Regions from separate parts of the Homo sapiens genome. Here regions 2 and 3 are each linked to region 1. Evidence: chromatin loops called from intact Hi-C (ENCODE). Cell type or tissue: PC-3. All regions are shown on one strand. Each heading gives the region's core, and the rest is flanking DNA. Links, peaks and the distances in the headings are about the cores only.

Region 1 (11,067 bases), core at 1,840-9,839:
TAAAGCATTCCTAATTCTCCTTGAGGCCACATGAATGCCTCTGACTGATTCAAAAGCGAGTCATAAAAAGGAAAGCATGATTGATTAATATTTCAAGGAAACATGTTATTTAGTTTACTTTTTGTATGTTTCTTACCACTTAGAATCTGGGAAATCTCTGGTGTTAGAGCCAAAAGATAACCAAGAGAGACTCAGGGAGGTTAACCTAGGCCCAGGGAGGTGAACCAAGATCTAGGGAGCTAACTGAGGCCAGGAAGGTAAAACAATCCACAGGTTAGTTTGTTTAGCAACTGGGCTGCAAGTTTTTCACTCTTGGAGAAATGGTTCTTCCATGACAATAAACCTGGGATGACCTAATCTGTTTCTGGGCTTTTTATCTGGACTTTCTGTTTTCATTGGCCTTTTCTTCCTCCTCATTATCTCCCTCCAGACAAGCTCTGCGGTTAAAGCCTCTTGGTTTCAGAGTTGATCCAGTTACATTATACATGAATAGCAGATGTGTTCCTAAAAGGCTCTGGGCTCACTTCGGGTCCTCTATGGTAAGCTGACCTTTTGGCAGGCCTTGGAGGGCGCATGCCTTCAGAAAGGGCAGCTGTCTTTTGCCTGCCTGTCCAAACCCATGGCAGGTTCCTCCCAGCCTTCCCAGGGCAGACTGCTCTGCCTGCCCTCTCCTCCACACCCACAGGGGCTGTTTAGTGCATCCCCTCTGCCAGTCCTGGGCCTCCCCTTCAATAACAACAGTGTCTTCCCTGGCTCTGATGGGGTTTGAATCAATGTAAACAAATGTAGGCAGATTAGGCAGAATAGTGGGTTGGTGGAATGGAAAGGTTGGGACTGGGAACCCATGCCCACACTGCATAATTTGTGACCACTTTGGTTGTAGGAGTTCAAGCCCAAGCCCTACATCCCTGAGTCAGTTTGCTGCTTGTGTCCCTGGAAAGGATGCAAACTGTGGTTTGTTGGCCAGTTATGACTGTATCATAAATATATACTTACAAATGTAAGCCACAGTATTAAAATTTACACATTCACAGCATTATACAGCACACAAAAATGTCTCAGTTTGCAGATGGGGTCACTGAGGCTCAGAGAGATGAAGCAAGGTAGCTGTCCAAAGTCATAGGCAGTGAGAGACAGCTGGGGTTCACAATCAAAGCTCCCATGACCCCACAGCCCATTCTTTCCCCATTGCATTACCTGCCAAAGTCCCGTCAGTATCTCTATATGAGGCATATTCCACATAAATCTCTGCTCCCAAGTCAATCACCAGGCTTGGCCTCTGCTCCCGGGGCATTAGTTACTAGCTTAACCCTCCCCAGTTGCTCCCCATGGTCTACAGAGGTTCCCTATATCGGATCTATTTACCCTTTTCTGAAGCTCTGATTGAGCACTGTAGGACATCCATCTCTGGCTCAGAGATCATTTGATTAATGACATAGTCTTCTGATGCTCCTTTGTTTCTGGTTCTGTCCTTTTGCAGAACATGACAGTTGGCATAAGGGTGGAAGTGAGGGACTAGGAATCAAGCAGCTGGTCTGAGTCCTGGCTATGCATTGTGGTGTATGACCTTGGGACATTCCTGTACTTGGGTGCAATTTCCTAACCTATGGAACAGGGGGATTGGGAATAATCTATCTGGACTCTCCCAATTCTAAAATTCTGCGCTTGTCTTTAAAAAGGTAAGCAAGCAGACTAGACCCTAAAGCTAACAATACCTTCCTGAAAAAAAATACCCTCAAATCCATATCCAGTAGGGATGGCATTTGTGATCTGGGCGTTGGCATTCGTGAATGTGATTACAAGATTCTAATATAGTTGCTGCTAAAATTTCATCCGAAAATTTGAAGCAATGCATGCTGATAGACTCTAATCCCTAAAAGTCCTCTATGCAATATTTCGAATATATATTTTGTCAAAGATTTGATGCTCTCTGCTTAGGTATTTCTAACAAGCACTCTCATCAAACAAATCTCTTTGAAAATGCATTAGATAACACGGTTCCTTCAATTCCATATCTTCCTTTCTGTCTAAACTGAAAAAGCCAGTTCACGTTATTAATGACAAGTCATTTTGCAGAGTGCCCGGGTTAATAGAAGAGATAACTGGCAAAATAAAAATGTGTAATACTAACATGCTGAAGATAAAACAGAGGTCTGATGTGAATGCATAATGTGGAGAATGGGAGGAAAAGTCACTGGCTGGTGCGGAATTCTAGCAGAATGAACAGGACAGCTGTGGCCACCAGCTGGTCCGCTGGTTTCCCAACTTGCTACGTTTCTGCCCTGCTTTTCTCCCAACTAACCTTGTTGAACCCAAATCCTAGAAGTTTAGAGTTAAAAAAAAAAAGGCCTTTAGGGAAATCTGAGGGTGAGGAAACTGAAGCCCAGGCATGGGGGGAGCTCATCTAAAGAAACCCAGCCAGTTAGAGGCAAAGGTGGCTCAGGAACCCGTGTTTACTACCATTTTGGTGCTTTGCCCATGATTCTACAATTCCAGGTGCCTGCTCCTGTCTTCCCCACATCAACCTAGGCCAGGGAGAAGGAATAGAGATATAGCAAATAAAATTCAGGGGACAGTTGATTCTAATTCCACCTGTACCCTTGCCTAGTTATATGGCTTTGGGAAAATCACTTCTCCTCTCTGTGCCTCAAACTCCCCCACTGTAAAATGAGCTGATACAGGTAGAACCCTTTGCACTCTCATGAATGTCCAAAAAAGTTAGTGATGGTTGTTCATATTTGGTGATTTTTTGTTTTTAGTTATACAGTCCCTGTCTGGAAGCAGAAGACAGGATTGGAGGACCTCTTGAAGTCATATCTTGCTTAAGAATTGTGTGTTTTCGGTTGGGTGTGGTGGCTCATGCCTGTAATCCTAGCACTTTGGGAGGCTGAGGTGGGTGGATCATGAGGTCAGGAGTTTGAGACCAGCATGACCAGCATGGTGAAACCCTGTCTCTACTAAAATACAAAAATTAGCCAGGCATGGTGGCGTGCGCCTGTAATCCCTGTACTCAGGAGGCTGAGGCAGGAGAATCTCTTGAACCCAGGAGGCGGAGGTTGCAGTAAGCCGAGATCGTGCCACTGCACTCCAGTCTGGGAGATAGAGCAAGACCCTGTCTCAAAAAAAAAAAAAAAAAAAAAAAAAAAAATCGTGTGTTTTCTTGATCGTCCTCAAGTTCAGAATCAGAAGGAAAAGTTGGCTGTTCTCTGTGTTCATTGAGCATTAAGACAAGAGGAAAGGCAGTTCAAAGATAGCTGAGGCCACTGTGGTGGATTCCTTGAAGAGTGTGGAATCTCCTTAGGTGGTAAATTTGATGCAGAGCCTGGGACCAGCAGCATTTATTTGTAAATGGTACAGAGATGGAGAGCAACCCTAAGCGACCCTGGTACTCTTTCCACTATAAGGAGTTGGGGATTTCCTCTGCAAATTTTTGATGAGTTGGTCTCATTTTAGAAATATTAAAATACTTATAAATGTGTAATACTGACACAGGTGCCAGTAAAAAAGAGGAATCAGCCGGGCGTGGTGGCTCATGCCTGTAATCCCAGCACTTTGGGAGGCTGACGCGGGTGGATCACCTGGGTTCAGGAGTTTGAGACCAGCCTGACCAATATGGCGAAATCCCATCTCTACTAAAAATACAAAAATTAGCTGGGCGTGGTGGTGGGCGCCTGTAATCCCAACTACTCGGGAGGCTGAGGCAGGAGAATCGCTTGAATCCGGGAGGTGGAGGTTGCAGTGAGCTGAGATTGCCCCATTGCACTCCAGCCTGGGCAACAGAGCAAGACTCCATCTCAAAAAAACAAAATAAAACAAAAAAAACATCCTCGGGGATTATGAAGACATGAAAAACGGAATTGGGGCTGGATAAACTTCCTTCAAGAGCTGGGTCCTTTGTGGCCAGGCGTGGTGGCTCATGCCTGTAATCCCAGCACTTTGGGAAGCCAAGGCGGGTGGATCACGAGGTCAGGAGATCGAGACCATCCTGGCTTACACGATGAAACCCTGTCTCTACTAAAAATCCAAAAAAAAAAAAAAAAAAAAAAAAAAAAAAATTAGCCAGGCATGGTGGCGGGCACCTATAGTCCCAGCTACTCAGGAGGCTGAGGCAGGAGAATGGCGTGAACCTGGGAGGTGGAGCTTTCAGTGAGCCGAGATCCTGCCACCACACTCCAGCCTGGGCGACAGAGCGAAACTCTGTCTGAAAAAAAAAAAAAGAGAGAGCTGGGACTTTGCAATCAGGCATGCATACCTGGTTTTCAGCCGTGTGAACCTGGATAGGTGACCTCATCTCCTGAAACCTCAGTTTCTGCATCTATAAAATTGGGGAAGTATCAGTTCCTTCTTTATAGGGTTGGAATAAGAATTGATGAGGTAATACATATAATGTGCTTAACACATTGTCTGGAACATAGTATTTAATTAATGCTAATTATGATTAACTTTTTAAAAAGTGGTTTAGAAAAGCTAATTAATGCCTCACTTAATTACAACCCTTAGACATTAAAAACATTTAAAAATGCCTCAGCATAGATATTCAGTGGGAAGACTTTTGTCTGTTACTTCTCAGTTAACCCTCCTGGCATTTAAATAGTGAGCGTGTGTTGAGGTGCAGGCATCCATTCTCATTTAACAAAGCCCTTTTGAATGGGTAGTTCCTTGAGGTGGCTCTAGGAGAAAGCCCTATCGTGTGTCTAAATGACCTACATTATTTGGAAAAACAAACAAAGCTGGATTGATCTGAGTTGATTGCTTTCAGAAACAACAAATTGGCTAGATTCAACGATTTCCTCCTTTCCTTCACCAGCCAATTTTTGGGTAGATATAGCTTCATTATAAAATCTGACCAAGCTTGACTCTATATAATTCAATCTCAAAGTATAAACAATCTGGAATGTTTTGTGGAAGACCTTGAATGATTTCTGAGCAGGAGATGGAAGCCTGAAGAATCAGAGAGTGAATGCATTCAGGTTTTCAGTGGCACGTGACCTTGATTAGCACACAGTAACAAACCAATTGGTGTCTCCTGAAACTGACCCCTCTCCCTTGGTTGATGAGTTTGATCCATGCTATTGTCTCTGGAAGGGTACTGGAAGAAACCTCAGGGATGAGAGGAACCTAACCTCTCATTCTGTAGATGAGGAAGCTGAGATCTAATGAGTTTGCATGACCAGCATCTATTACTCTACAATATTTTCCTCTTGGTTCCAACGCCATGCTCCATTTTCTTCAAGCAAGGGCTATTGGGGGAAATTTTCAATCATTTTCCAGTTTCCATGTTATTCACAATAAAACACAAGTTATCTTTATTAAAAATGTAAAAGTGTCAGCTTTTTAGATCTGGGTGTATCCATTTGTTTCCCTGGGAGACAGTGGGGAAGAGGCACAGTGCCTGGGGGTCGGGGCCTGGGAGGGTGGTGCCAATGGGGAGGGTGAAGAAGACCTTCACTGCCACCTTGTGGTCACCTGGGGCCAAACAGGGTCATTCCTTGGGAACCTCTCTCTGTCTAGCTTCTTTGGCTGCTTGCCTGAGATCTTTATCAGTGCAGTCAGCATTGCGTCAATGAAGCTTTTGTTATAATTTCTCTTCCATTGCATTTTCAGTTTCTTTAGCCCAGGGAAGGGGAAGTTGTTGAAAGCTAGCAAAATTCTGTATGTTGAAAAAACATCTGCAGGGAGGAAGAGGTCAGAATCCAGGAAAGGCTCTTAAGAAGAAATGTTTACGAGCTTTGCAAGATCCTTGTCTCATCTTATAGCATCTCTCCACAAGAGCAGAGATTATGGGACAAAAGTCAGGCCTGAGTTGGCACCTGTCATTATTATTACTTGGTCAATTGAGGAAGTTAGGATAGATGAGGATTCATTTATTATCTCATTTATTGGCCTTATTTGCAGTCCAATTTAGTTCTCACGTCACATTCTGATAGTCTCAGATTCAATAGCATCAGTTGAAATACTAACAATATTTTTCAGTGCAAAAGAATGACTTTCAAAGTATATATTATGGAAAGGATTATAATAAATTAAATGCCTAAACTGGCAGAGTGCAAACAATTTTGACTCAGATCTAAATGTTTGCACTGGCTGTTTAAACATTTAATTTGTTAGAATGGAAGTAGCGGCACAGAATAAGCATGTTAATTAAACTTGGGCTTTAGCAATGTGAGTCATCCCACGGACACAGAGCGTGACAAACCCGGATGGCAAAAGTCAATGTGCGTTGATTTCTCATTCTCCAAATGAACACTTAACATCTTTAAACCCTGCAGACATTAGTGGTTTTTAATGAATTGTTCTGTCTCTTTGAGGTGACTTTTAGATGATGCCATAGTACTTTTAGTCTGGGAAACAACTTTGCCAATTAAGTTGCAGGGAAGTTATCACCGCAGAAAATTGATTAAAATGATTATATGGCGAATCTGTTCCATGCTTTTACATTAAAAAATAGAAAAATGTAAAGAAGAGGTATAAAAACAAAACCTTGAAACACCAGTTTATCGAAAACAAAAAATCTCCATCATCACCATCATATTACCATCACCACTGCCACCACCGCCACCATCATCACATCTTTTGGGGCTATGGAATATCTAGGCCCAGATTTCCTGTCTGGCCCTGGTTCTACGTGGTAGAGTTATGGTAACATGATGCTGGTTAAGTCACTTGTCTCCTCTAAGCTTCAGGTTCCTCATTTGTAAAATGAGGGCCTTTTTATTGGTTAGGGTAAGGCTAAGCTGATGCAGCAAAGAGGCCCCCAAATAGCATGATTTACATCAGCTAATAGTTCATTGCTTCTTAGAAGTAACCCAGTTGTTTCAGGCTGGCAGGGGAGCACTTGGCTCCCTTACTCAAAAATCTTTGGTGACTCCTTACTGCCTGCAGAACTCAATTCAAGGTCCTTCACAACCTGACCTCAACCTACACTTCCAACTTAGTCACTCATAGCCTTTCTACTTCCATCTGTGTCTTTTCTGTCCTGTTCCCTCTGCCTAGAATTCTCTTTTCTCCTTCACCTATTGACATTGTATGCATTCTACATGGCCTAGCTCAGAGGCTGCCTCCTTCATGAAGCCTTGTAATTCCCTGCCTCTTGCCCCTTTTGATTACCTTTTATAACACTCATTATTTCTTCCTCTGCCTTCGCATATCTTTGCCTCCTTTATAGTATCAAATTCCATTTGCCTTATAATTAAATCAGTTATTTATGCAAATAGGCTTTATGTTTCTGGAGGCAACAGACTGCATATTATTTATCTTTGTTCCCCAACTTCTCTATCCTTCCTTGCCTTGCCCAATATCCAGCATTGTTGCTTGCCCAATAAATGTATGTTGAACTGAACGGAGTAAAAAAAGTTGTTACAGATAAAAAAAACTCAGTCATCAAAATAGCAACCATTTGTTAACTCAAGGGGCCAATTAGTCAATGAGCTATTCTTTGGAAAATTCCAGATGTGAATTAAAACAGTTCCAATTAAACTCATATCCTGTGCTGGACCCAGAATAGCATACAGAAATACTCCTTGGGCCTACATCCACATAGAATAGTGTGCCGCTCATGTTTGTTAGGAAGAACATGATTCCTGAGACTGCTATTATTTTTCTTAAAGCCTTTGTCCATGAGCCATGTGAAAAAAAATTGCATATTTGCCTTGGATGTAAGTCCATGGATGTTGTATATCATATGCTTTAAGTCTATCTCCATTTGTGGAATTTCTCTCTTCATTCTACCCCATTTTAGTGACATCAGAATCTAAGAATTCGTTGTCTGAAGGAGTCTCATTTCAAATAGTAACCTAGCTCATGGGATCAAGTGCAGGGAGCTCAGAGCTTCGAGCCCTATCTGGGTTTACTGCACAGTTGGGAAAACTCGTCTACTTTCCTCAAACCTCACTCTTCTCATTTGTAAATGGAACAGCTACAACCTCCTCCTTCTCACAAGGCTGTTTGCACAAATGATGGCAGCTCATTAGTGAAGTGCTTTGAAAAGATGGTGTGGAATCCTGCAGGGTGCTGTTGAGAGGCTAACCTCCAGGCTTTTATGAGAATGGATATTAAAAACATGCATCTGCTTGTTCCAGTCACTGGGTGCACATGAACAGTCCCTTAGTTGTATTTATCAGACTCGTTTTTTCCTGAAGAAAGAAATTAAATTTGTTTTTTCAAATTTTACAAATATAACCACGAGTTAGTCTGCTTGAATGAATTTCAAATCATAATTTAGATAATGTCAAGATGGCAATAAAACTTATGAAATAGAGCAAGGGTGGTGAAGAGAGAAAGCAGGAGGGAGACATTGAGATAACTCCACCTTTCTGCCCGGCAATTTTCTTTTTCTTTTCTTCCCCCTCTATGCCTTTCCATTCCCTTGTGCACATAAACGTTTCTGCTCCTCTTCATTTAAATGAATCTGGCCAGGTGGCATTAATGCTTGTAAAAGTAAATGGAAACTGCAAAGACAGATGTAGAGTCTGTCACCCAGTTCAGGAATTTTCAATTCTTTGTAACTGTCATCTTACAACTCACCTAGGATTGAAATTAGTTGAGCCCAAAATGGTGAAGTTGAGGACGTCTGAGTGTGGCACCCACGACTTTCCCTCCTCACCATATTTTCCCATTTGATTCATTTATTCCAACTGGAGTTCCTGCCAGGTTCCACTCTTATACCAGTCTATGTGCAGTGAGAACTCAAATATGAATAGGGCCAGTCTCTGCTTATAAGGAACCTGTTTACCAGGAAACAGTGTTTCAGGAAGACAAGATTTAAGCCCAAGTATTAAATGGAAATGGTACAATTTTAAGAGTAGGAGGAGTTTAGAGAACGCAAAGGGCTTTTGGGGTGTCTCAGAAATGATACCCCATGGCTTATGCTGCTGGTGTGTAACACATGACCTAATTGTAAGAAAGAATTTATCATCTCCATATACCAAGGGGAAGGCCTTGGGAATAAGGTCAAATAGTCCCTCCCTCAGTACACGCACACACACAACACACACACGAAGAGGTGAGAAATAACAATTTACACTTGCCTTCATCAGGGGCTGTTTGGCCACAATTTGCTCAAGTTGGTTTAGGCAAAAAGAAAAATTTGTCTCACAGAGTCCAGGGGCAGAGACAACAGTGGGGCTCCCATGGGGCTGAATGGGGCTCAGTTCCTGAACTGAAAGCCACCAAGAGGCCTCAGGGTCCTGCTTCCCTCTGTCAGCTTATTTTTCTCTTCTCGGCTGAGTGGTTTTCTTAAGTCACACATGCACCAAGCATTTCTGCCTCTTCCCTGATCTTCAGAGAATCCCAGAATCCCCAAGCCAAATTCCCCCAATAAGCAATTCTGATTGACCAATAGGATTATTCTAAAGATGGTTATTTGACCAAATTGGTCCAATCAGGTGGCCTCTTTTAGATCAATTATCTTTGGCCAGAGGTTTCAGCAGAAGGCTGGGAAAGCCGTTTCTTGAGAAGAGAATGTGTAGAGAACACAGAAGTGAGATCTCTGGTTCAACATTTAACTTTTGATTGTTTATGAAATGATATACAGTGTGAGGATTTTCCAGGTTGTTTGCTTTTACATCTCCCTTCTTTTCCTAACCTTGAATATTTCACTGTTGGCTTGGGGAAAATTACTTTACCTTTTTTTATTTTCATTTTTGAGACAGAGTCTCGCTTTGTCTGTCACCCAGGCTGGAATGCAGTGGTGCAATCTTGGCTCCCTGAAACCTCTGCCTCTTGGGCTCAAGAGATCCTCCCATCTCAGCCTCTTGAGTAGCTGGGACTCCAAGCACTCAGGTTCGTGTGACCATGCCCAGATCATTTTTTTGTATTTTTTGTAGAGGCGAGGCTTTGCCATGTTGCCCTGGACTCAAATGAGCCACCTACCTCAGCCTCCCAAACTCCTGAGATTATAGGCACGAGCCACCAGCGTGCCCAGTCTACTTCTTAATAACACTATGGTTTAAGTAAGTTTAACAAATAGAGGCTGATGTAAGAAATGTTTCTCTCCTGTAGCCTACAATTTAGTCGGGAAGACAGATAAAAACAAAAACAAACAAAAATACCCAACAGTAAACAAAATAATTACAAGTTGTGTTAAGCGAGGAAACAGAATATTGAATTAGAAAATATGGGTGGGAAAGGAGGGAACCTATTTTAGATGCAGTTACAGGAGCCACTGTTCCAGGGAGTTGACTTCTTCCTAGAGTATGAAAGTGTGTCCAGAATTGGTGGGTTATTGGTCTCACTGACTTCAAGAATGAAGTCGAGAACCCTTGCGGTGAGTGTTACAGTTCTTAAAGGCGGTGTGTCTGGAGTTTGTTCCTTCTGATGTTTAGATGTGTTCAGAGTTTCTTCCTTTTGGTGGGTTGGTGGTCTCGCTGGCTCAGGAGTGAAGCTGCAGACCTTCACAGTGAGTGTTACAGCTCTTAAGGCAGCGTGTCTGGAGTTGTTCATTTCTCCCCGTGGGTTCGTGATCTCACTGGCTTCAAGAGTGAAGCTGCAGACCTTTGCAATGAGTATTACAGCTCATAAAGGCAGTGTGGACCCACACAGCGGGCAGCAGCAAGATTTATTGCAAAAAGCGAAAGAACAAAGATTCCACAGGGTGGAAATGGACCCCAGCTGGTTGCCACTGCTAGGTCGGGCACCCTGCTTTTACTCTTATCTGGCCCCACCCACATCCTGCTGATTGGTCCATTTTACAGAGAGCCGATTGGTCTCTTTTACAGAGAGCTGATTTGTCCATTTTGACAGGGTGCTGACTGGTGCCTTTACAATACCTGAGCTAGACACAAAAGTTCTCCAAGTCCCCACTAGATTAGGTAGATACAGAGTGTCCATTGGTATATTTACAAACCCTGAGCTAGACATAGAGTGCTGATTGGTGCATTTACAAACCTTGAGCTAGATACAGAGTGCCAATTGGTGCATTCACAATCCCTTAGCTAGACATAAAGTTTCTTCAAGTCCCCACCAGATTAACTAGATACAGAGTGCTGATTGGTGCATTCACAAACCCTGAGCTAGACACAGGGTGCTGATTGGTGTGTTAACAAACCTTGAGCTAGATACAGAGTGCTG
Region 2 (11,067 bases), core at 1,989-9,988, 100 kb before region 1:
AGGGATTTACTGTGGAATACACAATAATAAGGTATATTCTGAATATGAGAGTGTAGTGAGATCATGGCATCAAGACCTTTCTGTCGTCTCAGAATCTGTGTTTTGGAAAACTTCTATTTTCCTTAGGAAAGTTGTTTATCTATCAAACGGTGGGATGCAAAACTGAAATGTCAAAAATATAAAATACCTGCTCATCCTCTTGATCTAATATTTCAATTTCTAAAGACAGTCCTTGTTCCTGAGAGACTTTATGTCATTATACATAAATAAGCTATTCCTCCTCAGCTGTATCTGCCAAGCAACACTGTCAGCCCTGTAACTAGGAGAGTAACTTATTGGTAATTGGACTACAGCCGCAGCCTGATTTGTACTACAAAGGTAAAAATCATTATGCTTCTTCATGCCCAGTGACCACTTACTGAAAACAGATTGAGAAAGGTGTGAAGACCTGCTTTTCAGAATGTCAATAAAGTCCTTCCTCCCCACAAGTCTGATTTATCTTCGACTGCATTTTTCTTTATCCTAGTGCTGTTTCCCTGGAGGTGACTCTTAACACAGGTCACATGCCAGTGCACTCAAATAATTCCCCATGAGCTTCCAGATTGAGGCTAAAAATGTTCACTTTTAGGTAGATTCCATTATATATCCTTTCCTTTTTCTGTGTGTTTTTATCTGGGAATTCTGGGGACAAAAAAGATTAAGAACAGTTGAGGAATTCTGTACAAATAACAATGACTTATTTTCATCATGACTTAATTAAAAGGAGCTCAAGTGTACAATTGAGATTTTTGGCAAACTGTAAATTTTCATGTTTATTTCAAAATAGCTTTGGAAGATACAAGCAAGGGAAGACTTATGGCAAAGCAATGCAAATAAAAAATAACAAATAATAAAGGGGTTATGGCATTTTAGACTTGAACTACCCTTTCAGTACATTTGCATATACTAAAGTTCTGGAAAACAATTGAAAAAATTCTGTTAAGAGTGTCAAGAATAACCGCTCAGGTTGAGTGTAAAAATATTTTGTGGTCCTATCAGCATCAACCTGCCTTAATGCTTCTTTGGTTGTCTCTTCAGCTAGTTCTTATTTTACAGCACATGATATATGAAGTGATTTCACACCATGCCCAAGATACGGGCCACCCACCAGCTACATGGCATGATGACTCTGCAGGCCGAACGGCAGCCTTGATAATTATAAGGCCATGGGTAATAGCCCCCCAGGGGTTCACAGATCTTCTGGCAGTGGGTGTAGCTCCGCCTACATTCTATACAACAGATTCCTTCGTGATCCAGTCTAGGGTCGAATGTCATGCTTTCCCCTTCCTGCTGCTGTGAAATAAAAGATAATTATTTGTGATAACTGCATAGTGGGAAGGTCATAGCATGCATGTTATTTTTAAATAAGATTCTGAATTTTTCACTGCTACAGGAAGGTGTAATCTGTAAAGGGTTTGATCTTGTTTACCCTGTCATTCATAATTCATGTTCACTGCTGTCATTCATAATTCCTTTTGACACCAAGGAATCTACACCTACCTCACCTGTCACTGACTAGAAAGTTGTTTTGTCTTTTAAAACGATATCCTGAAGTTTCTCCATGCCTTTAATGAACTATGGTTACCACTTAGTAACTCAGCTTGTTTTAAGTAGGAAAGCAAGAAGGAAGCATTATGATAAAAAGTAGCATTTCTGCCACTGCTAATTCTAAGTCAGTGGAATGCTTGTGGCTTCTTGCAGTAATAGCTTCCAGGGCTCTAGAAGCACTTTTTGAAACTCATCAATCTAGGCTAAAGACAGATTTCAATTCCAGTTGCACTGGCTCTGAGAACACTGTCAAGTCATTTAGTTTTCTCCTGCTTTCATTTCAGTAACAGAATGGGGATGTTATCTCTATAGGGACAAAGGGGTCTCAGGAAAAGACTCCACAAAAACATGTAAAATTCAAGGCCTTAAACTTTGCCTTCTAGTTTTTTATGTAAATATATAAACACAAGATTACATTGGTGAAGTAAAAATCTCCATTTTCACTGCTGGTGAGATTACAGAACTGGAAGGAACTCCCATCCCTCCAACCCTGCCCGGTTTACATATTTGGTTTTCCTTTTTGGGGACTTGTAAGGGTGGAGATTCTGCATTATTTTTAATATGGTATTGAAGTGCATTCCCAAGAAACCCTTATCTTTAAATTCTTGATTCAATTTAAGATTCTTTCCTAAAGTTAGCTGATTCTGGTGTTTAAACAAAGTCTTTAATCTTAATTTGGGATGTCGGGGAGTGGGGGGAGTTATTAAAAATTTCAGCCACGCGCAGTGGCTCATGCCTGCAATCCCAGCACTTTGGGAGGCCAAGGTGGGTGGATCACCTGAGGTCAGGAGTTTGAGACCAGCCTGGCCAACATGGTGAAACCAACCCCATCTCTACTAAAAAATTAGCCAGGCGTGGTGGTGGACACCTGTAATTCCAGCTACTCAGGAGGCTGAGGCAGGAGAATCTCCTGAACCAGGAGGTGGAGGTTGCAGTGAGCTGAGATTGTGCCATTGCACTCCCGCCTGGGTAACAAGAGTGAAACTCTGTCTTGGAAAAAAAAAAAATTTCAAACATACTGGAGAGTAGAGAAAATTATAGATTGAACACCAATAGACTCATCTAGATTGGACAATTGCTAACCTATTGTCAAATTTGCTTTTCCCCTTCCTGCAACAGCAAAAGATAGGGAAATAATTTATATGTCCATCAAAGCAAAACTAGTATTTTAAAGTAAATTCTGAAGTGAATTTAAAGAGAATTGGAGGAATTGTGACATTTCTTCCATAAATACATTAGAATGTGCCCCCCAAAATAAGGATATTTTCCTAAATTTACAACCAGATTGCCATTATCACAAAATTAACAACATGATCTGATACAACCCATATTCAAGTTATGTCATCAAAATATTTATTATCTTACTCTTAAAGCATTCATTTTTTAATTCATCAGACTCACTCTGTTCTTTACCTTATTTCTTGAATAGGTTAATCTGGGACAGCAAAAAGACAACAACCTCATTTATTAATTATGAGGCAGGGAGAGTTAAAAGGCCTGTCAGTTGAGGCACTTCCTTATCTGAGGACCTGACAAAAGTTTTAGGATTGAAAGGTTGGGAGGAAATCTCATGTTGTTACCCTAAGATATGTTTTTTAAAGGAATAACTGAATGAGATCATGGAGATAAATGCTTTAACCATTTCTGCTTAAAGTCCAACATATAATAAAGGAAAAAATTGATATAATTGGAGTTTTTCAAGGGATAAAGGTCACTCAAGACTGGATCCAAGGCAAAGTCATATCCTGCCTGTCTATAAAGGGGCTGATGCCCTCACCCCTTGAGCCAGATTCAGCCAGCCCAGCTCTCTAGGGAATAAACAGTATTAAATTTTATTTGCCTATTCAGATTCTTTTTATTCTTCTTCAAGCTAAGGTAGTAAAGTATTGTGGCATCCTGAATTTTCTGATAAGCCTTTGGTTGTTTAGAAAATACTTCTTGCTCCAAGCTTTTCTAAAATATTTTTAAAATGATAAACTAGGAAATATATTTGCAACACCTGAAATAGTGTTGGACTGAATAGGCTACATAGAAAAACGTGCAAATGACTTAGTATATGAAAAGATGCTCACCCTTACACATAATTAAAGACAAGCAAGATAAACAACCAGGAGATAGAATTTACACCCAAGAGATTGGTGAAAGTTTTTTTTAAGTTTGGTAAGAAGTGGGTCCTTTCATTACTGTTTGCAGACATAGGGCTGATGTAATTCCTTGAAAGGCAATTTGGTATCCTCCATTAAAATGTAAATCTACTTCGATGCAGCAGACTCATGCTTCGGTATTTATGCTAAAGGTAGACTTCCATGTGTGTACAAAGAGGCACAATACTAATAGCTAATATTGAGAAAGTTACTGTTCACCTATGTATCTCAAGCCCTGTGCTAAAAGAGCTCCACCTGCATTACCTTTATTTACTCCTCATAATCCTGTAAGTCATGTACAAGATTGTATCCTGTAACAGTATTTGCAAACAGCAAAAGACAGGGAAATAATTTATAGCCATGAAAGCATAACTAAATTTCTGTACATTTATGTATACAATGAGTTACTATTAAATGAATAGTAGTCATTAAATGAATGAGGTACTATGTAGGAAAACAATCTCCAAAATATTGTAACTGGAAAGAAAGCAAGGTATAAAAGTTTTGTGTTAAAAGTGTGTGTGTGTGTATGTGTGTGTGTCTGTGGGTGTGTACTTATGCAAAGAAACTGGACAAATAGTCATTGTTAATAGTTTGCTTTGGGGAGGGTGTCTGGAGTGGAAGGGAAACACTTTTCTTAATATATCCTTTTGTACTGTTTTTAAAAAATTTCTGCATGTATTTTTAATTTAATTTATTTTTTAGTTGAAGTCTCACTCTGTCACCCATGCTGGAGTGCAATGGCGTGATCTTGGCTCACCGCAACCTCAGTCTCCTGGGTTCAAGTGATTCTCCTACCTCAGCCTCCTGAGTAGCTGGGACTATAGGTGCACGTCACTGTGCCAGCTAATTTTTTGTATTTTTAGTAGAGACGGGGTTTTACCATGTTGGCCAGGCTGGTCTTGAACTCCTGACCTCAGGTGATCCACCCACCTCAGCCTCCCAAAGTGCTGGGATTACAAGTGTGAGCCACCGCGCCCAGCCTGTATTTTTTATTTTAAAAGCTAGCTACAAATAAATACCTATTCTACTTTTTCGCTCCCTGAAAAGTATAATGGTAAATATTTTGTGGAAGATTTGAGTTTTTAGCACCTCGTGTCATCCTCACAAACATCACTTTTCAGTGTTTCAGCCTAAAGCGTTTTACATCTAAGTGTGGGTCTATCCTCTAACTGAAGTGAGAGCCCCTGAGGGCAGATGACACCTCGTGTCATCCTCACAAACATCACTTTTCAGTGTTTCAGCCTAAAGCATTTTACATCTAAGTGTGGCTCTATCCTCTAACTGGACTGAGCCCCTGAGGGCACAGTCTCCTGCCTGTGCACAGAGCCTGGGAAAGAGCAGGTGCCTAAATGACTGCCTGTTGAATAAAGTGGATATAAAGGGGGAAAGAGAATACTTCCATTCCATATGTTGCCTCCAGGGAGCACTCTAGGAAACATTTTCAAATAATCAAATTCCTGATATGAATTTGTTTTCATGAATTTGCCTGTGACTCAAAAAAAGGAGAGCACAGAAAACAACTGAATAATAAGGGTTACCAGCCAATCAGGATTTTACACTACAGAGGTAATGCTTAAGTGTTCTTACCCTTAATTATAAACCTTGCAAAAGGTTGGGCGCGGTGGCTCACACCTGTGATCCCAACAACATCTTGGGAGGCCAAGGCAGGTGGATCACCTGAGGCCAGGAGTTCGAGAACAGCCTGCCCAACATGGTGAAACCCTGTCTCTACTAAAAAAAAAAATACAAAAAATTAGCTGGGCATGGTGGTGGGCACCTGAAATCCCAGCTACTTGGGAGGCTGAGGCAGGAGAATTGCTTGAACCTGGGAGGCGATTCCCAGGCAGTGAAACAACAACAAAAAAACAACTTTGCAACAAATGAAAATGTATTTTTAAAATAATTGAATAAAAGTCTAAGTTGAATACTTATATGCGCGTTTGAAACCTCAAGTACAAACACCATTTCAACACTATTTTTTTTTTTTGAGACGGAGTCTCGCCCTGTCACCCAGGCTGAAGTGCAGTGGCCCAATCTCGGCTCACTGCAACCTCCATCTCCTGTGTTCAAGCGATTCTCCTGCCTCAGCCTCCGGAGTAGCTGGGATTACAGGCGTGTGCCACCATGCCTGGCTAATTTTTTGTATCTTTAGTAGAGACAGGGTTTCACCATGTTGGCCAGGCTGGCCTCGAACTCCTGACCTCGTGATCTGCCCACCCCTGCCTCCCAAAGTGCTAGGATTACAGGCGTAAGCCACCACGCCCGGCCTTGGCACTATGTTTAATGCATTTGTCTAATCATGTCAAAAAGCACCGGAACGCACATGATAAGGATTATCAGGATTGAAGGCTTGTGAGTCCTCTTGAACACTGGGTCTGGTTTCATTATTCAGTCTTCCAGCGCCTGGGTTGCTCCGTGGTCCACTGTGTGGTCTTTTTGTGGTAGTTGGAACAATTTTTCTTACCACTTCTCTTCTTTCCCTCTGGATTTCTGCAAAAATTTCTGTAAATTAATCCCTTTATTTGAATAATTAAGGAAATTAGATCTGTGTTTATCAGGGTGAAAAACATAAGAAAAGGATATCAAAATTTGTGCATAACCAGATGGCTTAAAATTTTTGTACTGATGTTTGTAGTAATAAAACATGTTTTAGAGTCTTGGGCTAATAGTTAAACATACAGATAATCTGAATTTGGTTTTGTAATACTAATTGAAGATGACATTGTAAGATGGCCTGACAAACCTCAAGACCACCTCCCCCCTTTCTTTTGGTCTGCCTTCACTACTGGGGCTGAGAAAATAAAACACCATTCATTTCCCCAGCTTCCTTTGCAATTAGAAGTGGCCAGGTGAGACATATCTGACCAGGGAGACATCAGCAGAATACGCTAGTGCAGTTTCTGGGAAAGCTTTTGCTTTCTCGGTAAAAGGGGACAGATAGGCTTCCCTGTCTTGTTTTTCCTTTCTTGAACACAGATGTGATATCTGGAGTTATGAGAGTCAACTTGTGACTATGAAGTGATAGGCACCATAAGCCAGCATGCTACAGGTAGTAAAATGGTAACTGGAAAGAGACTTGATGGTATCATTGAGTAGCTGATAGTGTCAAAAACCTCCTCTCTCTAGACTTCTGGCTATATGAAAAAAATAAACCTGTGTTTGTTGAAACCACTGTTGATCAAATATTCTGTTAATTGTAGCCCTAAGTATTTCTAATGGATTGACTATATCAGTATAAAGCTTTACAGTTTGCAAGGGAAATATCTTGGTTTATTCTTTTTAAAAATCCTATGGGATAGAAAAAGCAAATGCTTTTATATATGAGGGCATCAAGCCTCAGAAAGGCCAAGTGACTTGGCCAAGATCACAGAATGGGTGGCATAGGTAGGTGCCCAGTGCGAACTCCCTGGCTCTAGTTTACCACATAGCCTCATGGGCCCTGCAGCAGGGCTGATGGCTGCCAATTAACCAAAATACAGGCCAGGAGCAGTAGCTCATGCCTGTAATCCCAGCAGTTTGGGAGGCTGAGGCAGGCGGATCACTTGAGGTCAGGAGTTCGAGACCAGCCTGGTCAACATGGTGAAACTCCATCTCTACTAAAAATACAATAATTAGCCGGGCGTGGTGGCAGGCACCTGTAATCCCAGCTACTTGGGAGGCTGAGACAGGAGAATCGCTTGAACCTGGGAGGCAGAGGCTGCAGTGAGCCGAGATTGCATCATTGCACTCAAGCCTGGGTGACGAGTGAAACTCCATCTCAAAAAAAAGTAGAAAGTACCACACAGCTTGGATTTTGGTGTCTCTCTGAGCCCGTTTCGTTATCTGTAAAATGGGGATAATAGTAATATCTAATTCATAGGGTAGTGATAGGGTTAATGAGAATCTGTCTAAAGGTTTAAGCAGTGTGTTGCATATAATAAGCACTGAACTATTAGGTGATGAGGATTATATCATGCTTTGTTATTTAGGAGAACTAAGATGTGCTTTAAAGCCATTGGTAGCTTCCACAGATAGCATGGTTGGAGAGGCACCAGTGAGACCTGGATTTGATCACAGTTCTGCTTCTTTTAACTAACTAAATGACCTTAGGCAAATTACTTATCTCTGTGAACCTTAGTTTCTTCATCTATAAAACGGGAACGAGTAGTTACCCCAACAGTTGTTGGCAAAGATTAAATGAGGACAAAGCGTAATTCTCTACTACCATGCCTGACACACAGAGCTCAGCAGGTGTCAGCTCTCCCCGTTCCCCTCTGACCTGTGTCCAGCTGTCATTCCCCGTGTCTCTGATAATACAGCTGTGTGACACTGATGACCTGCTGGCTTCAAGATCCAAGGGCATGGGCCGCTGGACCCTGGAGTGTGGTGCTTTTATTAGAATTAGGTGGTAGGAAGCCTGGCATCATCAGAGTTTCTTGATTGTATTGTAAAATATAACTGTACTTATGAGAGATGGGGGAATCCATTTTTCATATCTATGATATTCCATTTTATGGATATAATCAACATTTACCTTTTCTAATCTGGGGGCATTGAGGTGTTTTCCACTTTTCTTGTGTACATAATATGTGTAATTCTTGTATGGATGTTGTGGTGATTGAATACTTAAAATGTGGTCACGCTATTGGGCTGGGAGGGAACAAGCCACATCTTGGATATGTAGGGAAGAAGCTCTTTCCCCAAGTGAGAAATTACTCATCCTATCAGTTGTCTTAGCATTGCCAATAATGCTGTGTTCCGATCTCTAGTGCCCACCCCATGGCCCTGCACTGGCATTTTCCATAGCACCTTGTATCATATTATACAATTTTCTTATTTTAATTTAGTGTTTATTTACTGTCTCCCCTTGCTGCAATGCAAAACTCCCTGAGGGCACGGGTTCTTGTCTGTTCTATTCACGGATGCACCTCAAATACCTACAACAAGTTTATGGCACGTACTAGGCCCTCATGAACGTCTGTCAAATGAGTGAATGAACTCTCTGGGTAAGAGGCTTGTCCTCAATGAGATTAGGGAGAGCTCTAACTGGTAGCACACTGCAGACTCTTGTCCTCAGCTGGAAAAGATGGGAGTTCCTGGGCGACAGAAAGTAAGAAGGCCCACCCAGGTGGTGGCAGGTGTGGAACAGAAAGCCAGAACTTGGCAAGCCATCATAGAACTGTGAGTTGTGACCACCCATAGGAGCAAGAGCAGGAATGGCAACAGCACAGCCCATTTGGCAGCCCCTCTCCTGCCCCCTTCAGCCAGCCAGCCCCTGCTGACTGAGTTTGGAATTCTTTCTTACTGAGCCTGCATGTGGTCTCCAGCTGTTTCTCAGCCCACTGTGCTGGGCAGCTACTGCCAGTGGCTTGTCGCTGAATCCTATTTGCCTCACCCAGGCTGGAGAGGAGCCATCTTCTCCAGCTTTGGGACAGAATGAGACTTGTGAACCATAAGAATAAGTTAGTCGTGGCAGATCAGAAACCTGTACTTCCTAAGCCTGGTGGGTATTTTTAAAAATTGTAAAATATACATAACGAAATTTACCATGTTAACCATTTTTAAGTGTACAGTTCAGTGGCATGAAGTACATTCACATTGCTGTGCAATCATCACCACCATCTAGAACATGTTTCATCTTGCAAAAAATGAAACTGTACCTATTAAACACTAACTGCCCAGTTTTTTCCCTGTGTGCCCACCAAGCCTAGTGGTTTTAAAGGCCTATATTTTCTTTATTTCCATGCTGCTGTCTGCTAGTCTTCCATAAAATCTTTCAGAAAACAGCCTATCTCAGCTGTGCTAGGAGAAAGGCCTTTTTTTTCCCCACATTTGAACCAGAGCTACAAAATAGGCCTTTGGGAGGCCAGTGTGGTGACTGCAGTAGAAATAGTGAGACAACTCAGGGGACAGGAGAAACTCAGGAGGGAGAGTGAGGCCCACCAGGCTCACCTGCCCTTCATTACCCAGAAATAGCTCAAAGATATGCTCCAGCCTAGCTGTGAACCCCAGGGAGTCTGCACTTACTTTCACTGGACTTGGAAGCTAATATTCAAGCTCTGAACTTGAGAGGAATCTCAGCCAATACCCATAGCAGCTTTTGGCTGTCCCATAATTCTAGGTTTGAACACAATAAAGACTCGGCGGTATGACAGTTTCTTAGTCCCTTGATTCTATGCCTTAGAAATAAAAAAAATGTAAAATTGGAAGGTGCAAACAACTGAGATAAAGGGGCAGAGTGGAAAGAAGTGGGAGTGTCATAAACCAAAGCTGCAGGTAATGCCATGGCATTGTCTTCCTGATCTGCCTCCTGTTAACCCTACTGCTCCTTCCCTTCCCTTCAATAGTCACGGGCTGTCATTTTCCTGCTCTTTCATCTCTCATGCTAATTACTGAGACACTGCGACATGCATCCTGATTTATCCTCCTTGTTAACATGCTCAGGCCTGTGGAGGGGGTTGGAGGAACCTCACATGCATGAACAGGGAAAGTTGTAAACAGCTTAAGATAATTTAAAATGTTACCTTTTGGATAGGTTGGTTTAAGCCAGAAAATAGGAAGGTCACCGCAGAGTTCTAACACCTTAGAACTCAAGAAGCTGTTGTCCTTCACAGGCTGATCTACAGCCACCCAGATAAGAGAATTTTCTTCATATTTGACTGGCATGATCTTGCCTTCCTGAAAGTAAAAACGATTGCATTTGAGCAAAGAGGACAGTGAAACAAATTGTATTAAGAGTCATGTGTTGCTAAAAGGTTATTTTGCCTTATAAAAAATTAATGAGAATTCCGAGCATGCGTGTGTACATGTGTGCACTTTAAGGTTCTAATCTCTTCTCTTTGTAGCTCTTTTCACAATATTCAGCACGCCTCCTCCTGTTGCCCTGCCTCTGGATAGCTGTACCATGTGAATATAAGTGCCCTGAGTTGAAGTGAAAATTACTTGATACCAACTTTGAGATTTAGGTTAATCTGATGTTTTTGATCAAAGATGTTTTTGAGGAAAAGCAATTGAACGAACCCTGGAATCCTACAAAGGATAGAGGAACCCTTCATTTGAAGTGAAAATCTTGTGGGGTTTTGTTCTGCAGCTTCTGAACAACAATGGAAAAAGCAAGTGATTGGTTCTTTAATGTCTTCAGTTCAAAGTATTATTTAACATAAACCATTTCTCCACTTCCCAGCTATAACAACACATATTTCAGATGTTCCTCACATCAAGCACACCACTGAGATTTCAAAGTTAAACCCTGGATTTTCTTCCACAGTGAGATGCTGAGAATGGTTTGATAACCCAGGAGACAAATTTATCCTGCCAGGTTGTTCCTTTCGTGTACTTATTAGTCTGCAATAGC
Region 3 (11,067 bases), core at 1,635-9,634, 190 kb before region 1:
TTGTAGATGTATTATTTATTCACTTAGATCTTTCCAAGATGTATTATTTACTAGATCTAAAGTGTTTCTTAGAATTCATGTAGTAATTAAATAATGTTAGAAAAGAATCTGGGGTACATTAAATATCATGAGAAAGAAATTCATTAAGGTGAATTGAAATTGCTTGTACCATTAAGGTAATGTGCTATTTTAATATCTTTGCTGTGATTTTGTAACTTTGTAAGAGTTAACCTGTTTTTAGTATTTCTACGCTATTATGAATACCATGCATAACATAGTTTTTCAGCTTTTCACTAGTCATTGACTCCCATCTCTAATCATTAGCTATCAACTTTCAAATGATCATTTATTCATAGAGTGTTTTGGAATCAGGGTGGTGATTATAAAAGTTGGGTGAGCATTATTGTGTTGTATGGCAGTAAATAGAACTGTTGTCCTGGACTCTAGATACTGGTCAGCATGGGCTTCAAAGATTTCTTTTGGGCAGCTGGACCAACCCCTTCCCTGTGGTTCTTCTGCATCCATGCAACCCCCAGAGCAAGTCAGATTCTTGGTGCTGGTCCTTCCTATCTGCTCATCCCACTGCAGAAAACAAAGAATGCCTATCTGTGTCTCAGGATAGGACTGATCCTAAGCTCTCATGCTGGACTCCTCCAAAGATATGCTATACTTTGGAACACAGAAAAACTCTTCATAATATCCAGTGCTAAGTGCTTTATAATACAATTGAATGCAAGAGCAACACTATTTTCACTTAGATTTCTGACTTTTAATGATGATTCAAGAGGTCTGCAGCACCATGAATTATTAATAGCTGGAAACAATATTCTGATTTATTTTTCTTTTTCTTTCTTTTTTTTTTTTTTTTGAGACAGAGTTTCGCTCTTGTTGCCCAGGCTGGAGTGCAGTGGTGCGATCTCGGCTCACTGCAAACTCTGCCTCCCGGGTTCAAGCGATTCTCCTGCCTCAGCCTCTGGAGTAGCTGGGATTACAGGCATATGCCACCACACCTGGCTAATTTTGCATTTTTAGAGCCCCATTGTAGAGATGGGGCTTCTCCATGTTGGACACTATCTCAAAAAAAAAAAAAAAATCAGTAGCATTTCTATATGCCAACAGTGAGCAATGTGAAAAAGAAATTTAGAAAGTACTCCCAGTTACAATAGCCACACATAAAATTAAATACTCAGGAATTAATGAATGATGTGAAAAGTCTGTATAATGAAAACCATAAAATACTGATGAAGGAAGTTGAAGAGGACATTAAAAAATGGAAAGACATTCCATATTCATAGATTGGAAGAATTGATATTGTTAAAATGTGCATTCTGCCCAAAGCAATCTACAGATTCAACGCAATTCCTATCAAAATACCAATGACATTCTTCACAGAAATAGAAAAAAAAGAATCCTAAAATTTATCTGAAACCACAAAAGACCCAGAATAGCCAAAGGGATCCTAAGCAAAAAGCACAAAACTGGAGGAATCACATTACCTGACTTCAAATTATACTAGAGAGCTATAGTAACCAAAACAGCATGGTACTGGCATAAAAACAGAAACATAGACCAATGAAACAGAATAGAGAACCCCAAAACAAATCCACACTCTACAGTGAACTCACTTTCAACAAAGGTGCCAAGACATACACTGGGGAAAAGACAGTCCCTTCAATAAATGGTGCTGGGAAAACCAGATATCCACATGCAAAAGAATGAAACTAGACCACTATCTCTCGCCATATAGAAAAATCAAATCGAAATGGATGAAAGACTTAAGACCTCAAACTATAAAGCTACTACAAGAAAACATTGGGAAAAATCTCTAAGACATTGGTCTGGGCAAAAATTTCTTGAGTAATACTCCACAAACACAGGCAACCAAAGTGAAAATGAACATATGGGATCACATCAAGTTTAAAAACCTTCTGCACAGAAAAGGATACAGTCAACAAAGTGAAGAGACAACCCACCAAATGGGAGAAAATATTTGCAAACCACCCATCTGACAAGGGATTAATAACCAGAATATATAAGGAGTTCAAACAACTCTATAGCCAGCCATCCCATTACTGGGTATATACCCAAAGGACTATAAATCATGCTGCTATAAAGACACATGCACACGTATGTTTATTGCGGCACTATTCACAATAGCAAAGACTTGGAACCAACCCAAATGTCCAACAATGATAGACTGGATTAAGAAAATGTGGCACATATACACCATGGAATACTATGCACCCATAAAAAATGATGAGTTCATGTCCTTTGTAGGGACATGGATGAAATTGGAAATCATCATTCTCAGTAAACTGTCACAAGGACAAAAAACCAAACACCGCATGTTCTCACTCATAGATGGGAATTGAACAATGAGAACACATGGACACAGGAAGGGGAACATCACACTCTGGGGACTGTTGTGGGGTTGGAGGAGGGGGGAGGGATAGCATTAGGAGATATACCTAATGCTAAATGACGAGTTAATGAGTGCAGCACACCAGCATGGCACATGTATACATATGTAACTAACCTGCACATTGTGCACATGTACCCTAAAACTTAAAGTATAATAATAATAAAAATAAAATAAAATAAAATAAATAAAACAACTCTATAGGAAAAATACTAATAATTTGATCAAAAAACGAGCAAAAGATTTGAATAGGCATTTCTCAAAAGAAAACAAATAGCAAACAGACATATGAAAAGGTGCTTATCATTATCATCAGAGAAATGCAAATCAAAACTGCAATGAGATATCATTTCACCCCAGTTAAAATGGCTTATATCCAAAGCCAGGTAATAACAAATACTGGCAAGGATGTGGAGAAAAGGGAACACTTGTACACTGTTGGTGGAATGTATATTAGTACAACCACTATGGAGAACAGTTTGGAGGTTCCTCAAAAAACTAAAAATTGAGCTACTACATCATCCAACAATCCCACTCCTAGGTATATACCCAAAAGAAAGGAAATCAGAATATAGAAAAGATATCCACACTCCTATGTTTGTTGCAGCACTGTTTACAATGGCTAAGATTTGGAAGCAACCTCAGTGCCCATCAACAAAGGAATGGATAAAGAAAATGTGGTATATATACACAATGGAGTTCTATTCAGCCATGAAAAAGAATGAGATTCAGGCATTTGGAACAGCGTGGATGGAACTGGAGGTCATTATGCTAAATGAAATAAGCTAGGAAAAGAAAGACAAACGTCTCATGTTCTCACTTATTTGTGGCATCTAAAAATCAAAACTATTGAACTCCTGGTCATAGAGAGTAGAAGGATAGTTACCAGAGGCTGAGAAGGGTAGTGGGGAGTTGGAGGGGAGGTGGGGATGGTTAGTGGGTACAAAAAATATAGAAAGAATAAGACCTATTTTAATTGCGCAATAGGGTGACTGTAGTCAATAACAATTGTATATTTTTAAATAACTTAAAGAATGTAATTGAATTGTTTGTAATTCAAAGGATAAATGCTTGAGTACTCCATTCTCCATGATGTGATTAATACGCATTGCATGCCTATATCAAAACATCTCATGTATTCCATAACTATATACACCTACTATGTACCCACAAAAAATTTAAAAATAATTTAAAACAGTTTTTTAAAGAAAATACTGATGAAATGAATGGAATTAACTAATTCAAAGTTTTCTAGGATGTGGTAGCAACTCTCTGAAAATCGTCCCCCAGTGGCCACTGCTGCTGGTACTTTCAGGGAAGTGTGGTTCCTTCACTTTGAATCTGGACTGGCCCTGTGACCCATTTTGCACCAATAGAATGAAATGAAAGTGATGTCATGTGACTTTCAATGCTGTGCAGCTTTAGTCTGGTGTGAATGTTCACTCTAAGGCAAGCCAGCTGCTCTGTAAGAAGTCCAAATATAGGCCAGGCCCAGTGGCTCACGTCTGTAATCCCAGCACTTTGGGAGGCCGAGGCAGGCCGATCACGAGGTCAAGAGATCAAGATCATCCTGGCCAATGTGGTGAAACCCCATCTCTACTAAAAATACAAAAATTAGCTGGGCGTGGTGGTGCATGCCTGTAGTTCTAGCTACTCGGGAAGCTGAGGCAGGAGAATTGCTTGAACTCAGGAGGTGGAGGTTGGAGTAAGCTGAGATTGCGCCACTGTACTCCAGCCTGGAGAGAGAGAGAGACTAAAAAAAAAAAATAATAATAATAATAAAAAGAAGTCCAAATATGCTGAGATGCCATGCTGTGAGGAAGTGCAACCCAGCCAGGTACAAAAGTCATGGGGCAAGCTGGCGCAGTGTCTCACGCCTGTAATCCCACACTTTGGGAGGCTGAGGCAGGTGGATCACCTGAGGTCAGGAGTTTGAGACCAGCCTGGACAACATGGTGAAACTCCCGTCTCTACTAAAAAAATACAAAAAGTAGCCAGGTGTGGTGTCGTATGCTAATCTGGAGGCTGCTAATCTCCAGCTAATCTGGAGGCTGAGGCAGGAGGATAGCTTGAACCTGGGAGGCAGAGGTTGTAGTGAGTCAAGATCACGACACTGTGCTTCAGCCTGGGCAACAGAGTGAGACTTCATCTCAAAAAAAAAAAAAAAAAAAAAAAAAAAAAAGCACGGGGCAAAGGTGTGGAGAGAGATTCAGCTAGCCCCTGTTTCTTCCAGTTACTCCAGCTGAGGCATCAGATGTGTGGGTGAAGAAACCACCAGACGCGGTGGCTCACGCCTCTAATACCAGCACTTTGGGAGGCCGAGGCGGGCGGATCACGAGGTCAGGAGTTTGAGACCAGCCTGGCCAACATGCTGAAACCCCGTCTCTACTAAAAGTACAAAAAAGAAAAAAAAAATAGCCGGGCGTGGTGGCGCACGCCTGTAATCCTAGCTACTCAGGAGACTGAGGCAGGAGAACTGGTTGAACACGGGAGGCGGAGGTTGCAGTGAGCTAAGATCGCGCCACTGCGCTCCAGCCTGGGCGACAGAGGGAGAGTCAGTCTCAGAAAAACAACAACATAAAAACAGACTGATCATCTGTAGTTTTTGCACAACTGATCACGCCCTCCACTATCTTGTTCGGCGGTCTCGGCGGTCTGGAATCCTCCTAGGCCAGCGAACCTTACTGAACACTGGCGAGGACTCCGCCTCTAGGAATAGAATCGCGGGGTAGGTGGGGTCGTCTGGAGGTAGCTGGCTCCGCCCGGCCCGCGGGCGAGTCCGGAATACAGTTACCCACCTCAGTTGCCCACCGGAAAGCAAAGGGAGAGGAACCCGCCAGACCAGAAACGGAAGAGAGCGCGGGGGATGTGTTTGGCGTGGGGCGCACTGTTCAGTTGCTCTCCTGGATGGCTTTATGTCTCCGCGGTGTTTCCTAGAGTCTCGGCGTTTCTACCTCTTCGCACCCTTTCCTGCCACCCTTTGTCCCCTGGAAGCCCGGAGACATCAGCGGCTGCAATTTTGCTACTCGCTGCTCGGCGTGGAACTGTCAGGTACCGCAGTTCAGCACTTTTGGCTCCGCAGGTCCTCGGGCATCCCTGTGCCCCGTGCTGTACATTCAGTTATCCTCCAACTTCCTGGTGTCGATGTTATTACCTGCTGGGTTTTAGAAGCTATTGCTTTAAATCTGAGAAAAGAAAAATCCCAGAAAGATAAGATGACTTGCCCAAGGAAACATAGCGTGCGTGGAAGACAGAGCTCCAATTACAAGCCGGGTCGCTGTGCCTCATTCGTCTTGTCATCAACTCCTGTCAGTTTATCCAAGCTCCAAAAGCGAAGTTGTTTTAGCTTTTGCTTCCCAAGATTTATGTGATAGTCTCATTTCTGTTTCCTTCATTTATTCTTTAGTTCATTATTGGAAAACTTTACAGCGTGCCAGTACTGGTCATAAACCCCAAGTAAGACAGTCTTGTCATCACGGAGCGTGTAGTTCCAGCAAGTAGACAATTTAAGTGCTGTGTAGTGAAGTAATTGCTGAGATAGTGTATGGAAGCACAGAGTACACCATTCATCCAACAAGTAATTGCTGGAGGAGCAAATAGGGACACCTAACCATTGCAGGGGCGACTCAGGATATCCTTTCTGGAAGAAAAGTCTGATGAAATCTGAAGGACCACTGGTTGAAGTTAGCCAGGAAAGAAAACGTGTTGCAGCATACTTGGTTTTGCTGTTTATCCTCCGAGTACTTTATTGTTATGAAAGCCTAATTCCACTGTGTAACTTCCATGCATAACACTCAGAAGCCAGTTAAGTACAGTGCTGAAGCAGGTTAGTAGCAGTGAAGATGGGAAGGACCAGCTGAATGGAGGAGAAAAATTGCCCAGGTAGAATTAAGGGGATGTGACATCATGGGATAATGGTAGGGTGGTCAGAGATAGCAAAGATTTCAACTGGCTGCTTTGGAGGATTATGGTATCCTTAACGTTAGCAGAAGAATGCAGATCCGGGGTTGAGAAAGATTTTTACGTATGTTATAATTTTTGGAAAACAGAAAAAATCTGTTTATGTCAGGGGGCATTTTAATATAGAAGTGTGAAAAATGGAAAATCAGTCTGAAAGGGGACGTCTTAAATGTCGTTTTGAAGGTGTTGCATTTGAAGTACTGATGAGATACTGTCAGTGGAAACAAACTCAGGTGGGAGGTTAGGTTTAGAATTTTATGTTAGTGTTATGGAGTTACTTATACATAATTTTCCTGTAATGTAGATTGCTTTCTGTGGTATGAAAGCAGTCTTGAAAGGAAACATTGTAGTAAAGATTATATGTGAGATTCATTCCCCTGATTACCACCTTTCTGTTAAAGTACCTTTAATATTAACTTTATTTTCTTTTTTTGAGACGGAGTTTTGCTCTTGTTGCCCAGGCTGGAGTGCAATGGCACGATCTCGGGTCACCACAATCTCCGCCTCCCGGGTTCAAGCGATTCTCCTGCCTCAGCCTCCTGAGTAGCTGGGATTACAGGCATGCCCCAGCTAATTTTGTATTTTTAGTAGAGATGGGGTTTCTCCATGTTGGCCAGGCTCCAACTCCCGACCTCAGGTGATCGGCCCGCATTGGCCTCTCAAAGTGCTGGGATTACAGGCATGAGCCACCACGCCCGGCCAACTTTATTTATTGTTATTATTATTACTAATTATTTTTGAGATGGAGTCTCACTCTGTGGCCCAGGCTGGAGTACAGTGGCAGGATCTTGGCTCGCTGCAACCTCTGCCTCCCTGGTTCAAGCGATTCTTGTGCCTCAGCCTCCTGAATAGCTGGGACTACAAGCGTACGTTACCACGCCTGGCTCATTTTTGTATTTTTAGTAGAAACGGAGTTTCACTGTGTTGGCCAGGCTGGTCTCGAACTCCAGACCTCAGGTAATCCATCCGCCTCGGCCTCCCAAAATGCTGGGATTACAGGCGTGAGCCGCTGCACCTGACCAGTGTTAACTTTAAGTGTAGAATAATAGGCTGGGCGTGGTGGCTCACGCCTGTAATCCCAACACTTTGGGAGGCTGAGGCAGGCGGATCACAAGGTAAGGAGATCCAGACCATCCTGGCTAACATGGTGAAACCCCGTCTCTACTGAAAACACAAAAAATTAGCCGGGCGTGGTGGCGGGCACCTGTAGTCCCCGCTACTCGGGAGGGTGAGGCAGGAGAATGGCGTGAACCCGGGAGGCGGAGCTTGCAGTGAGCTGAAATCGCGCCACTGCACTCTAGCCTGGCGACAGAGCGAGATTCCGTCTCAAAAAAAAAAAAAAAAAAAAAAAAGAATAATAATTATTTTCTTAGATTGTACCATATATTGAATATTATGAGAGTCCTGTGTACTTATTATGAGGATACTAGTTTGGCAATTGTTTTTTCATTCTAATTTTAAAGTGCCTGATTTGATAGCCTCTGACGTTTTCATAAGCAGATCAGATAGTTTCAGCATTTTTTGAAATTGCCGTTTTCTCTTTCATGCAAGTGTCCTTAGCCTGTGGCTACTATTTTCTGGCTTTGAGAACTTGATATAGTATTTAACCTAAGGTCTGATACAGGCTCTTGAGCTCACCTGCATCAGAAGCACCTGGGTCTTATTTAACATGCTGATTCCTGAACCCCATTCCAAACTTACAAACTAAGAATCTTAGGAATCTGTGTTTTAAGTCAGCTGCCTATGTGATTTGTATAACCTCTAGAGATTCATAACCACTGACCTAACGTCTGTGGGCAGCAGTTTGTTCTGTAAAACGAGAATAATAAAACCTATCCTTTAAGATTGTAAGGATTAAGTAACATAGGTAACATAGCTACTGTAATGTGGTCCCCTGATCAGCAGAATTAGCAACACCTGGGAGCTTGTTAGAAATGCAAATTCTCAAGTGTCTCCTGGAAACAGCTACTGAATCAGAGTAGTTTGGTGGGACCAAAGAATCTGTATTTTAGCAAGGAGCATAGATACTTTCTGTGGGCCAGGCACAGTGGCCCAGGCATGTAATCCCAGCACTTAGGGAAGCCTAGGTGGGTGGTGGGAGTTCTAAGTGGGCAGATCCCAGGAGTTCCTGTGCAACATGGGAAACCCATTTCTACAAAAAATTAGTCCCAACTACTCAGGAGGCTGAGGTGGGAGGATCGCCGGAGCCTGGGGAAGTCGAGGCTGCAGTGAGCCAAGATCACGCCACTGCACTCCAGCCTGTGTGACAGAGCGAGACCCTGTCTCAAAAAAAAAAAAATAATTTCTATATATATTAAAGTGTGAGAAGCAGTGCTGTAGCACATCAGCTTCATATAAGTAGGGACTATGAAATTCTTATTTACTAATATATTGTCAGTACCTAGTATAGTGCCCAGCACAGAGTAGATATTCACTATATTTAATGAATGATTTTTAAATATATTATACCCTCTTACTGAAACTAACACATTCAAAGAGTTTTTAAAGTTCTTTAGTAATCAAGTGCCAAAAGAGGTTTTTAACTCCACAGAATAAAACTGGATATTTGAGTTACTTAGAATTAGGACATCTTTTGCATGAGTCTAGTATAGATGTAATCATTTGTGGTGTTCTCTTTCATAAATGTATCTAATGAGGAAAGCAAAAATGACATTTATAGCCATCGATTATTTTCTTTTCTGTTCCATTTTAGCTTAGCTTACAAGTGGTTATGGGTTAAGTGGCATGTAGCTTGATGAGAATGTTGATCAGATTAAAACAAGACCCACTCAGTTTTTTTTAAAGTAATCTTTTTGATAGAAATTTATTTTTGTATTATTTAATTATAACTTTTTAAAGAGGTGTTATGTTAAGATCAAGGACTTGCAGTCAGTCAGATCTGGGTTTGAGAATAATAAATTGTCATTTATTAACCATGTCAGAGTTTTTCTACCGAACTCTGGGGTAAATGGTGGGAAGGAACAGATTTGGGAGCACCAGCACCCCCAGGCCTCCCCTGGCCACCCCAAGGAGCAGGTGATCAATATCTCAGCATACCTCTACTTATTTGTGGCACCCCAGTGTGTCTTAGGCCTTAATGGGCTGTGAGGTGCATGACCTTAGGTAAGTTACTTCTCTGATTTTCAGTTTCCTTATCTGCAAAATGGAGACCTTAGGGAGTTAATGTGGGTATGAGAAATGTGCATAAAACATATTGCACGAGGTTGAGGCATATAGTATGTGCTAATAAATGGTAAGTTGCTGCTGCTATGGTTGTTAATAATTATAAAAAGCAAATGGAAAGGGCTTGAATTGAAAAAAAATTTAGATACACGGTTTTTTGCTTTATTAGCCTGCATTGTATTTTTCATTTTTTTTCTTTAATGCATCTTTCCAGGACAAAAAATAATATCCAAAGATATTTTGGCACTAACGGCGCTATCTGTAGCAAGAAAGTTGAGCAGTGTGAACTGTTGAGACTTCCAAGGAGACTTCAGACAACCAAGACAGTGTAAAGGAAAACAGAGAAAAAGACTTGTTAGACATTATTAAGGGCACGAAAGTTGAATTGAGCACAGTAAATGTACAAACAACAAAGCCACCCAACAGAAGTTCACTTAAAAGCTACAACTGGCGGGCCTCAAAGAGCTTTAGGACATGCTCCAAAGAAGAGGTAAATTTAATTGTAATTTGAATGTTGTTTGAAAGTAATTTTTAAAATTCCAGTAAGCTTTTTCTTTTTGCAAAAAATGTTTTTAGTACAAGTACTTGGGAGATATTGAATTAATGAAGAAAAAAATATCAGCTAATAAACACAGGGAGTCTAATAATTACTTGAGAAATGCTGTAATTGTATTATATTTAAATAACAAGAGGATATCTGTACACAATCCAGTGAAAGGAAGAGAGAAGTGATCTCATTGAGAATTCTACACTCTTACATACTTATTGGTGTTATTAACTGCTACTTAACTGCCTCTTTAAGCTGTTAATTAACAATATCATTTACATCTTGATTTGAAGGTAGCTTCATGTCTGTAAAGGACTCACTTATTTGAAATTTTCCATTTAAAAAATTTTTTCTGGAATAAAGTTTAGCACGTTGATTACAACTGCTCTGTATGACTTCCTGTGACCAATAACTATCCGTGCTTTCAGCTTTCCTGGCTTCCTCAGAGCATTGTAATTACTTGTGCTTGTCAAAAGAGTATTTAATTCTAAGTGCAATCAGTAATATCTTGGCATTGTGTTGTAGGTTAAATGGCAGTTTTTTTTTTTAATGATACATAATGATGTATTTCAGGGATGTCATTAATTCAAGTAGTAAGGTGTGTGGCTTTAGGATACCCATCACTGACTTCCCTTATCAGAACAAACAGATAATATAGGCTTCTGTTTTCCAGAATGATTTAACATTTTAATGGAACTTCTTGGTTTCTACATGGTATCAAAAATACCTCTGGAAAGTATAATTGGGTGGTAGAGTAAGCTAATTCAGACAATCAGTACCCATAATAGGTACTTCCTCCTCGTCCTACTCTTTAGAAACAAAACAGTTACATATAAGTATGTGGAAGTAAATAACACAAACATATAAATACATATCAAGAATGGCATTTTTAAGGCTACCAGACCTGTTTATGACCCCTCATGCCCTTTATTTTAATTTAATTAACTATTACAGAAAT

Evidence for each region. Hi-C counts contacts between places; a loop is a spot of excess contacts. Peaks named below come from ENCODE experiments on the same cell type or tissue, not always from the same donor. Only the 100,000 strongest peaks of a DNase experiment are listed, where the experiment ranks them.
Region 2: a loop joins it to region 1, with 15 times the contacts of the local background. A loop is called at or near these places in 4 of 110 quality-filtered maps.
Region 3: it touches region 1 in a loop (5-fold over the local background); 16 of 110 quality-filtered maps call a loop at or near these places.

What each region holds. Positions count from the first base shown.
Region 1 is chr13:52,804,034-52,815,100 of GRCh38, forward strand. MIR759 (microRNA 759) reads left to right here and starts at 6,017; the gene lies at 6,017-6,107. In PC-3, for the core only: a CTCF peak has its summit at 5,464 (motif pointing left); a DNase peak (open chromatin) is centred at 5,518; H3K27ac peaks cover 643 bases; H3K27me3 peaks cover 707 bases.
Region 2 is chr13:52,702,479-52,713,545 of GRCh38, forward strand. It overlaps CNMD (chondromodulin), which reads right to left. Exons shown (of 7, transcript NM_007015.3): 5 at 10,238-10,391; 6 at 6,058-6,224; 7 at 786-1,332. The coding sequence ends at 1,117. Among named protein-coding and RNA genes, the nearest start is that of CNMD, 32 kb to the right of the region's middle. RefSeq lists an enhancer at 9,738-10,288. In PC-3, for the core only: a CTCF peak has its summit at 5,167 (motif pointing right); no DNase peak of the experiment used is centred there.
Region 3 is chr13:52,612,213-52,623,279 of GRCh38, forward strand. It overlaps a transcript of HNRNPA1L2 not described here. Among named protein-coding and RNA genes, the nearest start is that of LINC00345, 17 kb to the left of the region's middle. RefSeq lists enhancers at 4,628-4,747, 5,138-5,357. In PC-3, for the core only: no CTCF peak of the experiment used is centred there; a DNase peak (open chromatin) is centred at 5,209; H3K4me3 peaks cover 2,256 bases; H3K27ac peaks cover 801 bases.